Regions from separate parts of the Homo sapiens genome. Here region 1 is linked to region 2. Evidence: chromatin loops called from intact Hi-C (ENCODE). Cell type or tissue: IMR-90. All regions are shown on one strand. Each heading gives the region's core, and the rest is flanking DNA. Links, peaks and the distances in the headings are about the cores only.

Region 1 (5,376 bases), core at 161-5,160, 570 kb before region 2:
AAAAAAAAAAAACAAAAAAAAACAAAATAAAACTCTTCCAAGATCATCTTCACGATCTTGGAAGGCTCCTCCCTGACTCCTGAGCTCAGAGTCTTGGTTTTGGATGCTGGAGAGGAGAGAATTCAGCAGCAGCGGCAGCAGCCGCCAGAAAGGCGTGGAGGAGGGTGCTGTTTTGGGTGTATTTGAGGGAACAGCATATGGGCTTTTGTCAAAAATGTTCAAAGCTCGCTAGTTTCCGAGCCGAGGATGGAAATGTGTGCTATCTCTGAACGCTGCTTGAGCTGGCTCAGTTCTCCTTTTCTGGTACAACACCCCCCAAACATCTCAAATCCACCATTCCTTGGCCCACCTGCCCTCTGGACTCTGTGACACCAAGAAAAGTTTTTCAGTCAAGTCGTACCCCATCTGCACCGCCCACCCTCAGGTAGCAAAACCTCTTGAATAGGAGCTACGGGGGTCCAATAAGCGTTGCTTTCCCCCAAAGAATTCCTGTCCCTTCTCACCATCTTCCACCTCACACAAGCAATGAGTTCCCATGTTTCAGCGGGAGCCGCCGAGTAGTGACGGGAAAAGACAGGCGCCCTGGCCCGGCTGCCTGCATCCACCCCTCCGGGCTCTGGGGCACAGGCCAGAAAGGAGGACCTTCAGGATCCCCCCTTCTAAGAAGGAGATCATTACCTTGGCAGCGGCTTGCGGGCCGTGATACTGGCGACAATGATGCTCTCGGGACGGGGGGTGGCCACCGCTTTGAAGGTTCCTCGCCAGAACTTCTCAAAAAGCTGCTTCTCGCCTTGCTGAACGCTCGCCATCGCCAACCCAAAGGGGCCGGGGCGTCCGGGGCGCTGTCCAAAGTGCTGAAACGTGGATTCCAAACGGGGGCGACACCCAGCTCCCGGCTCTGTCCGGGTGAAACCCAGAGAGGGGTGGGGTGGGAGAGATCGGAGTTCAGGGCGGGGGATGGGACGCCCCAGCCCGGGCAGGCAGCAGAGAAAGGAGGCTCGTCCGCTGGGCTTTCTTCGCCCTTCTGGGTCGGCTCCAGGCTGCGCTCTGAGCTGGCTGAGCCTCTGCGCCCCAAGAAGGGAAGGGAGGGCTGGCTTTCTGGGCAGCACCAGGAGAGAAGAGGCGACGGGGTCGGATGTGTGTGCGTGCGCGTGTGAGCTCCGGCGCGCCCGGGTTTTGTCTCTCGCACAATGTGACGTTGGAAGAGGAGGCTGGTCGCGCGAGCTGCACTTTCCTCCCCCCTCTCCGTCTCTCCTCCTCCCCACCAACCCCCTCCTCCTCAGGCTCAGCCTCCTGCCGCCATCTGCATAACAAAAGCCCGCAGGTCTTGGGAGGAGAAAGGGCGGGGCGTGCGCCTGTCACCAGGGCCCCGCGGCGACCGAGTTGCAGCGCTGATCCCTCTGAGAAGCCATCCTGGCACCCCAATCTGCGCCAGGCAGGAGATCCTGCTTCCCAGGCCCCTCTCCTCTCCCATCATCGCTGGCCTTCCTCAGCCCTTTCCTGGGTGCCCCCTTTGGGCCAGGCCACCTTTCTTTCCAGCCCCTTCGCAAGTCTTGTAGCTGATCTTCTGCGTGGGGGGGGGGGGGGGGTTGGGGGGGCTCGTAAAAAACTTAATCTATCCACCCCAGCCGGCCTCCCCCAGACCCTCACTTTTGGGAGACACGGCCTAGGCCGGTACAGAGGGTGCCCTGCGTTCCTCTTTGCGCCGGGGGTTAGCGAGGTCTCCACCACCCAGAAAGTGCCATTTGATAGACAATCCCTCACCAATTCGGCTTCTCGCCATCTGCCGAGCAGGGCCCCCGCCCGCCAAGGGGCGCAGCGTTACATCTGTGCATGCGGAGCTGTCAAGGGTATCTCTTTTGTGTCTCACAGCCGGCCTGCCCAGCGTCCCCGCCGCCAACCCCGTCCAGAGGAAAGAGTTCCCATCTCACCCCACCCCACCCCCATCCACTCCTGGGGAATCCGCCTGCAGCCACTTTTCCTAATGCCGCTAGTCTCGGGAAAGGAGTACGTTTTGGAAAAGAAAGCGCTTAGTGGGAGGGTTGGAGAGGAAAATCTCGAGGATTAGCAGGGGGATAGTTACTTTTCGGTCTCTCCTCCCCATCTCCTTACCGCCTCGCAGTTCAATCGTAATCCCAAGCAAGTGGAGGTTTAGAATCCCAAATCAACCCCAGACACAGAAGATCTGGTTAGAATGACTCTTGTTTTCCCCCAGGGTTTTCATTATAAAAAAAAGAGATCGTGGCGGGACCCCTCAGCCCTTGCCTTCCTGGAAGCCTTTTAATCTTAGCAGAGTTGTTACTCCCCCATCTCCCACCTAACGCCCTCCCCCTCCCCCCAACCCCGCTTCCACTTTCCAGGCTGTAAATTCCTGGAAGGAGGCCTCGCTCAGTCTTAAATGCCTCCAAGCACCTGGTGCTGAGTCCCAGTCACAGCGAGAATAAACTCCTGCTCTTTGCTAAAGCAGATAGCAATGGGGACCCAATGAGGGCGGGGTAGGGCGGGGGGGTCGGGAGAACAATGGGAACTCCAGAAATTCTCTGAAGGGGAACAGGAGGTAACTAGGAGGTGAAGATGAAGAGGCCAACAGAGAGGATAAGATGGGGCAGGAGAAGAAAGAACCTTGGAGTAAATGAGTACCCGCCCCAAAGGGTATCTACGTTTGAAGTGTGTGTGTTCGACACGCCTGCGTCCGCTTATTTGAGTGCCTGAGAGCGCTACTTGCTCTGCAGTGACCCCTTCTGGTCAACAACGAGAGGTGCATTTGCTGGCTTCTTATGTGGGTTGCCGGGGGAGAGGGCCCAGAGGTGGGGGTCAGGCCTGGGAAGGTTGGAGATGGAGCAAAGTGGAGACTAGGCTAACCCCTTCCCTTCCTCTCCCTCTTACCTTGCGCCCCAAATCCCCCATTCCCTGATTGGGCTAGACCCCCGTTTCCCACCCAGAAGTTGGTATCATTGTAAATGCAATCTAGAGCTGGCTTCTTATAGGTAGCAGACTGGCATCTTTAAAACTAACCTTAGTCATGACATTTAGGGTATGAACTGAGTCACTTGCAGGAGAGAGGTAGGTGGGATCCTACCCCCACAAGATCAGTCAACATCTTCCAGTTGTGTGCCTGCTCCTAATCCCTAAAATGTTGATAGAGCTCCCATATGCAAAACATTGCCTTTTTAAAATCCCATCGTAGCCAGATGAGGTGGGAGAGAAAGCTGATCTTATTCTATTTTATTTATTTATCTTATTTCAATAGCTTTAAGGGTGCAAGTGTTTTTTGGTTACATGGATGAATTGTATAGTGATGAAGTCTGGGCTTTTACATACCTGTCACCCGAATAGTACCTTACCCCCAAAAGGCCATTATTAAAAAGTAAAAAAAAAAAATAGATGGTGTAGATGCAGTGAAAAGGGAACAGTTATACACTGTTGGTGTGGATGTAAATTGGTACAACAACTATGGAAAACAGTATGAAGATTTCTCAAAGAACTAAAAGTAGACCTGCTCATTCTTTTATAAAGACACATGCATGTGTATGTTCACTGCAGCACTACTCACAATAGCAAAGACATGGAATCAACCTAAATGCCCATCAGTGATAGACTGGATAAAGAAGTTGTGGTACATATACACCATGGAATACTACGCAGCCATGAAAAGAATATCATGTCCTTTGCAGGGACATGAGTGGAGCTGGAGGTCATTATCCTTAGCAAACTAACATAGGAACAGAAAACCTGATACCACATGTTCTCACTTATAAATGGGAGCTAAATGATGAGAACACATGGGCATATAGATGGGAATAACACACACTGGGGCCTTTTGGAGGGTGGAAGTTGGGAGGAGGGAGAGGATCAGGAGAAATAACTAATGGGTACTAGGCTAAATACCTGGGTGATGAAATAATCTGTTCGACGAACCCCCGTGACACAAGTCTACCTATGTAACAAACCTGCGCTTGTACCCCTGAACTTAAAATAAAAGTTAAAAAACGTAGACCTGCTATTCGATCTTACTCTGTTTTAAACATGAAGAAGTTGAGGATGACCAAGTGACTTCCCCAGGGTGATCCTGTAGGAAGCAAAGGAAATTTGTGAAAAATACAGTTTCTGTTTTTGCTTGGTGGGGTGGAGGATGGAGTGGGATACTACGCATATCAGGATGGACCACCATTTAAAAATAAATCAGATAACAATGAGTCACATACTTAGAAGCACCTGGTGTTGAGGTTCCTAAATTGGGAGTCTGCAGTAATCAGTTCAGGACTTGGAATCCAGAATGCCTGGCTTCAAATTCCAGCTCTGCCATTTCCTAGCTGTGTAATGTTGGAGGAGGGATTTCACTTGCCTATGTCACAGTTTCTTTATCAATACTATGAAGAATTTTTTTTTGAGACAGAGTCTCGCTCTGTTGCCCAGGCTGAAATGCAGTGGTGTGATCTCAGCTCACTGCAACCTCCGCCTCTCAGGTTCAAGCCATTCTCCTTTCTCAGCCTCACTAGTAGCTGGGATTGCAGGCGCCTGCCACGACGGCCCAGCTAATTTTTTTTGTATTTTTAGTAGAGATGGGGTTTCATGAAGATTCTATAAAGATTATAAATAATATGTTTAGATGAACTAGCTGTGAGGATTGAAGGAATTAACACACATACAGGTTCTAGAATGTGTCTGAAACACAGTTTACTCAAAAATATCAATTACTCAAGTGGTTAAAAGCCCAGCCTGTGGATTTAGAGAGAACTAGGATATGAAGCCCAGCTCTGCCACTTTGTAGCTGTATGAGCTTGGGCTAATAACTAACCTCTGCCTTTGTTTCCTCATTTGCAAAAGTGGAGATATCACATCGTGGTTGGGAAGATTAAATGAAATATTACTGGTAAAGGACTTAATAAATTGTCCAGTTTATAGCAAGTGACCATTCAATGGTAGCTCTTCTTGCTCATGATCTTGGAATAATCACCTGTTACTATGTTAAGTCAGGCCATATTCAGTTCAATAATCATTAACTGATGCCCAATCTTGCATCTTGGCCAGGCACAGTCCTGGGCACGGAGGACTCAAAGACAAACCAGACATAGTCCCTTCCCTGAAGCAGTTCACAGCCTAATTCTCCTTCTGGGTCTCCACTGACTAACACTTGTCCCCTTTTCATCTTATCACAGTGACTTCTGCTTTAGGTCTGGCTTCTCCAATATAACGTGAACTCCAGTTCCTCCATCACTTTATTAAAATAGAACCATCTTGTGCCTCATTCCTTCCGGGTATTGCTTTCTGTTTCCCCAGATGCAAGCCAGCCCACCCCATAAACAAGGACCTATTAATATGCTGGTTAATGAATATAAACTTATGGCACAATTATTCCTTGCCCTCTGTGCTATA
Region 2 (5,376 bases), core at 225-5,224:
CCTGGGCGACAGAGCGAGACTCTGTCTCAAAAAAAAAAAAAAAACCAAAAATAACACATATACATGTTACATGTGTATCCATGTATCATATCCTCACAAAGGTCTTTTAAAGAAAACAGCTGACTCTGGAAGGCTATTCCAACAATTCTCATGAGATGCATTGTATTTTCCTTCAGTGGTACTTAGAACCCAAACCCAAGAAATTCAACTGACTTAAAAGCGAACACCCAGAGTAAACAATGCAAGCTGGTCTATTACCTCTGGGAAGTGGTCTGGAACTTGGGAATGTGGCCACCTCCCAGATCCGCCTCCTTTGGAATCACTGAATGGTGGTGGCCTGAATGTCCACCATTGGTCCCTATTTGCTCCAAAGTAGAGGTGGCCAACATGCTTCCCAAAGCAGCCAACTTCCAAACCAACTGATCACCAGGTCCCTCCTGAACCGCAGTCTCTGAGACCTTCAAGGGATCCTCATGCACTACACGATGTCTTGGGGGAACCATTATCCCTAGATACCAAATCTATTAAATTATTTGAATTCTCTGAAAAGATAAGTCCTTAGATATTAAAGTGTTCAGGGCTCATACCTGTAATCCCAGCACTTTGGGAGGCTGAGGCAGGAGGATCACTTCAGCTCAGGAGTTTGAGGACAGCCTGGGCAACATAGCAAGACCTCATCTCTACTAAAAATCAAAAAAACATTAGCCAGGCATGGTAATGGAGGACTGTAGTCCCAGCTACTCGGGAGGCCAAAGTGGGAAGATCGCTTGAGCCAGGGGGATCAAGGCTCCAGTGAGCTATGATCACACCACTGCATGCCAGCCTGGGGGACAGTGAGACCCTGTCTCAAAAAAATAAAAAATGAAGTGTTCATATGGGGGGGCGGGGGCGGTTAAAGATGAAACCAAGAAGTATGTGACAACCTTAACATAAGAATTTACTTTTTAATTTCTAAAGAAAAATCAAAGGGGGGGGAAGAAATTTAAAAATATGTTTAGATATAAAATGTGCTACGAAGCAACATCAACAGGGTAGTAAAAATGTGCGTTTTTTTTTTAGGCCAATTAACCTGTTTTACAAGCTGCAACTCAGCTGCTGAAAAAAGATATTTAAATAGCCTCAAAGACTAAGCCCCAAATGTCAAACTGACTCTATTACTTTGTAACTAATGGAAATTCTGACCTGGGAATCTCTACAATTAAGTTCTTAAAGCTTTGAACCTCTACTATTAAACCGAACAAAACTAGAAATTACCACTACTGTACTATTTTCGAAAAGCAATTTCTTAAGAAGGTGGACACAAAAGTGGGGCGAGGAGGTAGGAAAATTAATTTAATTTTGTATCCTACTGAGAATCCTGGTATTAACACTTTATTTCCCCAATAAGTGAGTCCACGTTATAGCTACAGAACCTCAAGGAGTCCCAATTCTACTGGTAAATATTCACTGTTTTAAGTCTTTTGTGTCGACCGAAGGCTGAAGGGGAAAATGCTCTTGAGCAAGTGGGTGGCTTCGTTTCTGACTCACAGGCAGCCCCAGATTTAAAACAAGGAGAGAAAAACAGAAGTCCACCCGTACCATCAATTAGTTATTTTCAAATATCAGCTACTTTTTCACAGTATTTTTTGAGAGATCATTAGTCCAAATCAAAATGTGAGGCAAATTTACATAGCATGATATAGAATGCCTTAAAAGCAGTATAAGACCAAGGCAAAGGGAAGATCCTTATCTTTCAAAATGAAAGGGAGCTTGGCAAGTATTCACACCAAGATGCGATGCCTGAATCCCATTTGTTTTGCTGAAGTCATTTAAAACTCAGGAAGACATCTTCTGCCAAAAATACGGCTGCACCAAAATACTCCATACCCTCTGGAAAGAGCATAAAGCAATGTAGCTGACCTCTCAGCCACAGGCCACGTCTGCCAAAGAAAGAAAAACAAAACCTCCAAACTGATACAAAAGCCAAACATGAGCCTGGTGAGATGGGAGAGGCTGGCACTGCACCAGTGAACACCTCAGCCAGTATTCCCAGGAACACTTTTCAATTGTCATTGGGGAAGAGGGAGACCCACCTTCAACAACTGCATTATGATCTCTGACTGCCAAGGCCAAAAATGAAAAGTATACAGAATAGAGAAAAAAAACAACATTCTCAAAGTATATTTAACAAGAGAATAAGCAATTTCAATTTCACTGAAAAAGTAAAATGCATCCAGTGACATTATTTTCTAAATTTCTGCTGTTAATGTAAGAAAGATGGTGAAAATTCCTTCAAAATGCTTAGGAGTTCTAACACATCAAATCTGATCATTTTGTTTACATTAGGAAACACCAGACATTGTGGATCTCTTCTTTAAAAAAACAAGAATTTTATTTTACTGCATTTTCACCCTCAAGACATGTCTCGTAAAGTCTGAGGATTAAGCTTAGAAAGAGGAAGATTCAAAGCAACACAATTACAAAATGAACATCACTGGAAATATCACATGGCTTTAAGACTCATAGATTTGTAAAAATGTTAGTGATAAATCTCATCATTTTCAAAGATGGTTCTTATGTGTGGGCTTGATCTTTAAAGGTTATTTGGTTTTCATTATTAGAAACATTTTTCATCTCATTTTGCCCTTCTCAGTGTTAAGCTGTTAGAGCCTGCCACCTAGTGGCGATGTGTTCTGAGACATAATGTTAAGATATAACACAAACCGACCTTTCTGAAGAATGCCAAAGAACACCAACTCAGAGGGGAAGAAGTCATCAAGATCAGCCTTAGAGATAAAGCCAGCCTCCAGCATCTACTGGGCAATTAACTCACTGCAACTTAATAGGTGGAAATGATTTACTTCGGCCATGACTAGAACCCTAAGCATTTTTGACAAGTACAATGTTATCGGGTAACCAACCTAACACAATGCTGGGTTTTTTTAAGAATTCAAAATAAATAATCATTACCCCAATTTTGGAACTTTTGGTTAGATACTGAAACTCAAAGGGTCATTATATAGCCATTATAAATGATAATGAGACACCTTACAGTAACCCAGAAAAACATTCTCAATATAACCAAACAGAAAGGCAAAGCAAACCGTATGTCCACTATGCCTTAGAATGAATAGACTATGCCTGCATATGGATAAAGAATAAAAAGAAATATATCAGAATGAAAAGACCTGAGAAATGATGGCAGTATCCATTTCATATCTAGCAGAAAGCGTAATACAGAACAGAAGAAATGTTTGTTGAATGAACAAAAGTATGAGCTTTTAAGGTTCTTTCATACTGTTTTGCCATTACCTTTCCAATGAAAAATGCTAGGCGGTCTGAACGTTTCAAAGAGTCTTCAATGTAAACCAGGAATGCAGGACACAGTGGCTCATGCCTGTAATCCCAGCACTTTGGGAGGCCAAGGCAGTAATATCATGTGAGGTCAGGAGTTCGAGACCAACCTGGCCAACATGGCGAAACCTCGTGTCTACTAAAAATACAAAAACTAGCTGGGCATGGTGGCGGGTGCCTGCAATCCCAGCTACTCGGGAGGCTGAGGCAGGAGAATCGCTTGAACCTGGAAGGCGGAGGTTGCAGTGAGCCGAGATTACGCCACTGCACTCCAGCCTGGCGACAGAGCAAGACTCCGTCTCAAAAAACAAAAAACAAACTAGGAATGTTTTAGGATACAGTTCCCCCAAGCAAGTGTCCTTGACCACTTTTGCAGCTGGATCATGTAAGAAAAAAGGGTATGTGTCATCAAAAAACATCTAATAACATCTTAGAAATTCACAGTGTACATTAGCATATCGCAGGACCCAAAGGGTACTACAAGGGAGCAACCCACTTATCTTAATTAACATGATCATCCCCCAAACTGATTTGACCACAAAATCCTTTAATCCGAAGAGCACCTATTAACCTTAGCACACAGGAGCAGAGGTAAGAGGGGTCAGAGGGGGGACATACACCCCAGCCCCAGTTGGCAGGGGTACCACACAAGATACCAGCCTGCAAATTCTAGTACAGAGACACCAGAATGGAGAAGGAAGGGGAGCAGAACATGGTTTTGGGAAACGCTGCTTTCAAAGATCCACCGGAAGTATTGATTAAATGACTGCTAATACATTTTTTAATGGGTTTCTACTTTTAGTACTATGTAAGTTTAGCAGCAGCCGTGATCTGAAATAACTACAATAGCCCCAGCCCTCTTTCCAAGTGGTTCATATGAGACTCTTACTAGTCCAGGTTTTCCCATAACATACCATCTTTTGTCATAGTACAGTTTGCCATCTTCTATCCGAGCTTCGAACCTCTGGGCTGGAGATTCCGCGGGTGTTGCAGGCAAGTGCTCAGGAGAGGATGGAGATGCTGGAGGAAACCAATACTTACGTGACTAAGAATGTAACAAACACATGCGAGTCTACCAGTTAACATGCTTTAATTGAAACACTATCAGAATGTGGTAATAATCATCACTGAGCCCTTACAGTGATAATGCATGGGATTTCAGCAAAACTCTTGTATATTCCATCTAAACTTGATCATCAAAGCAACCCTGGGAAGTAGGCAAGGCAGATTAGCCTCTCAAATGGAAGAGACACCTGGGTTTCAGGAAGATTAAGGTCAAATGTGCAAATACATAAGGTCACTTAGAGTAGGACTAAAGCCCTGGTGATCAAAGGGCAAGTATTATGAAAATCTCTTAAAAATGCAATCGTTTTCAGCAGGGTGCGGTGGCGCACACCTGTGATTCCAGCATTTTGGGAGGCTGAGGCAGGTGAATCACGAGGTCAACAGATGAGACCATCCTGGCCAACATGGTGAAACCCCATCTCTAGTAAAAATACAAAAGTTAGCTGGGTGTGGTGGCACATGCCTGTTGTCCTAGCTACTTGGGAAGCTGAGACAGGAGAATCACTTGAACCTGGGAGTCGGAGGTTGCACTGAGCCGAGTTCACGCCACTGCACTCCAGCCTGGCGACAGAGCAAGACTCCATAATCCAAAAAAAAAAAAAAGGAATCACTTAAAGAACTACTAACTTTACACTCACACAACTCCCTCACCCCTCCCCATCGTGCCTCAGAAGGTCAGGATGTCTGTGGACCGCAGTGGCCCCCAGGAAGATATTACCTAGAAAAAGAAGACTCTTGTTTTCTTCCACAAGACTCAGTAAGTAGAGGGATGTGTGAGTAATCGAGTAATCGAGTAATCATGGTGCTTTAAACAAAAAAAAGATGTCACCAATTCAGAATTCTAGTTGGCAGCTAGCACTGATGATCTCAAGTGCTGTTCCGGAAGGAACAACTATGAATACTGAGCTGGTTGGTCTCTTCTATGAACTGCGAGTCAGAGCAGCCTTGGAATGCCTTACCAGAGTCAGGCCACGAAAA

What was found. A loop is a pair of places that touch in the nucleus more often than their neighbours do. Peaks named below come from ENCODE experiments on the same cell type or tissue, not always from the same donor. Only the 100,000 strongest peaks of a DNase experiment are listed, where the experiment ranks them.
Region 1: a loop joins it to region 2, with 5 times the contacts of the local background. A loop is called at or near these places in 2 of 110 quality-filtered maps.

Annotation. Positions count from the first base shown.
Region 1 is chr12:118,977,316-118,982,691 of GRCh38, reverse strand. SRRM4 (serine/arginine repetitive matrix 4) reads right to left here and starts at 1,151. Exons shown (of 13, transcript NM_194286.4): 1 at 679-1,151. The coding sequence starts at 809. In IMR-90, for the core only: a CTCF peak has its summit at 2,733 (motif pointing left); no DNase peak of the experiment used is centred there.
Region 2 is chr12:118,402,389-118,407,764 of GRCh38, reverse strand. It overlaps SUDS3 (SIN3A corepressor complex component SDS3), which reads right to left. Exons shown (of 12, transcript NM_022491.3): 10 at 4,248-4,353. Among named protein-coding and RNA genes, the nearest start is that of SUDS3, 29 kb to the right of the region's middle. RefSeq lists an enhancer at 2,718-2,767. In IMR-90, for the core only: a CTCF peak has its summit at 2,659 (motif pointing left); a DNase peak (open chromatin) is centred at 2,664.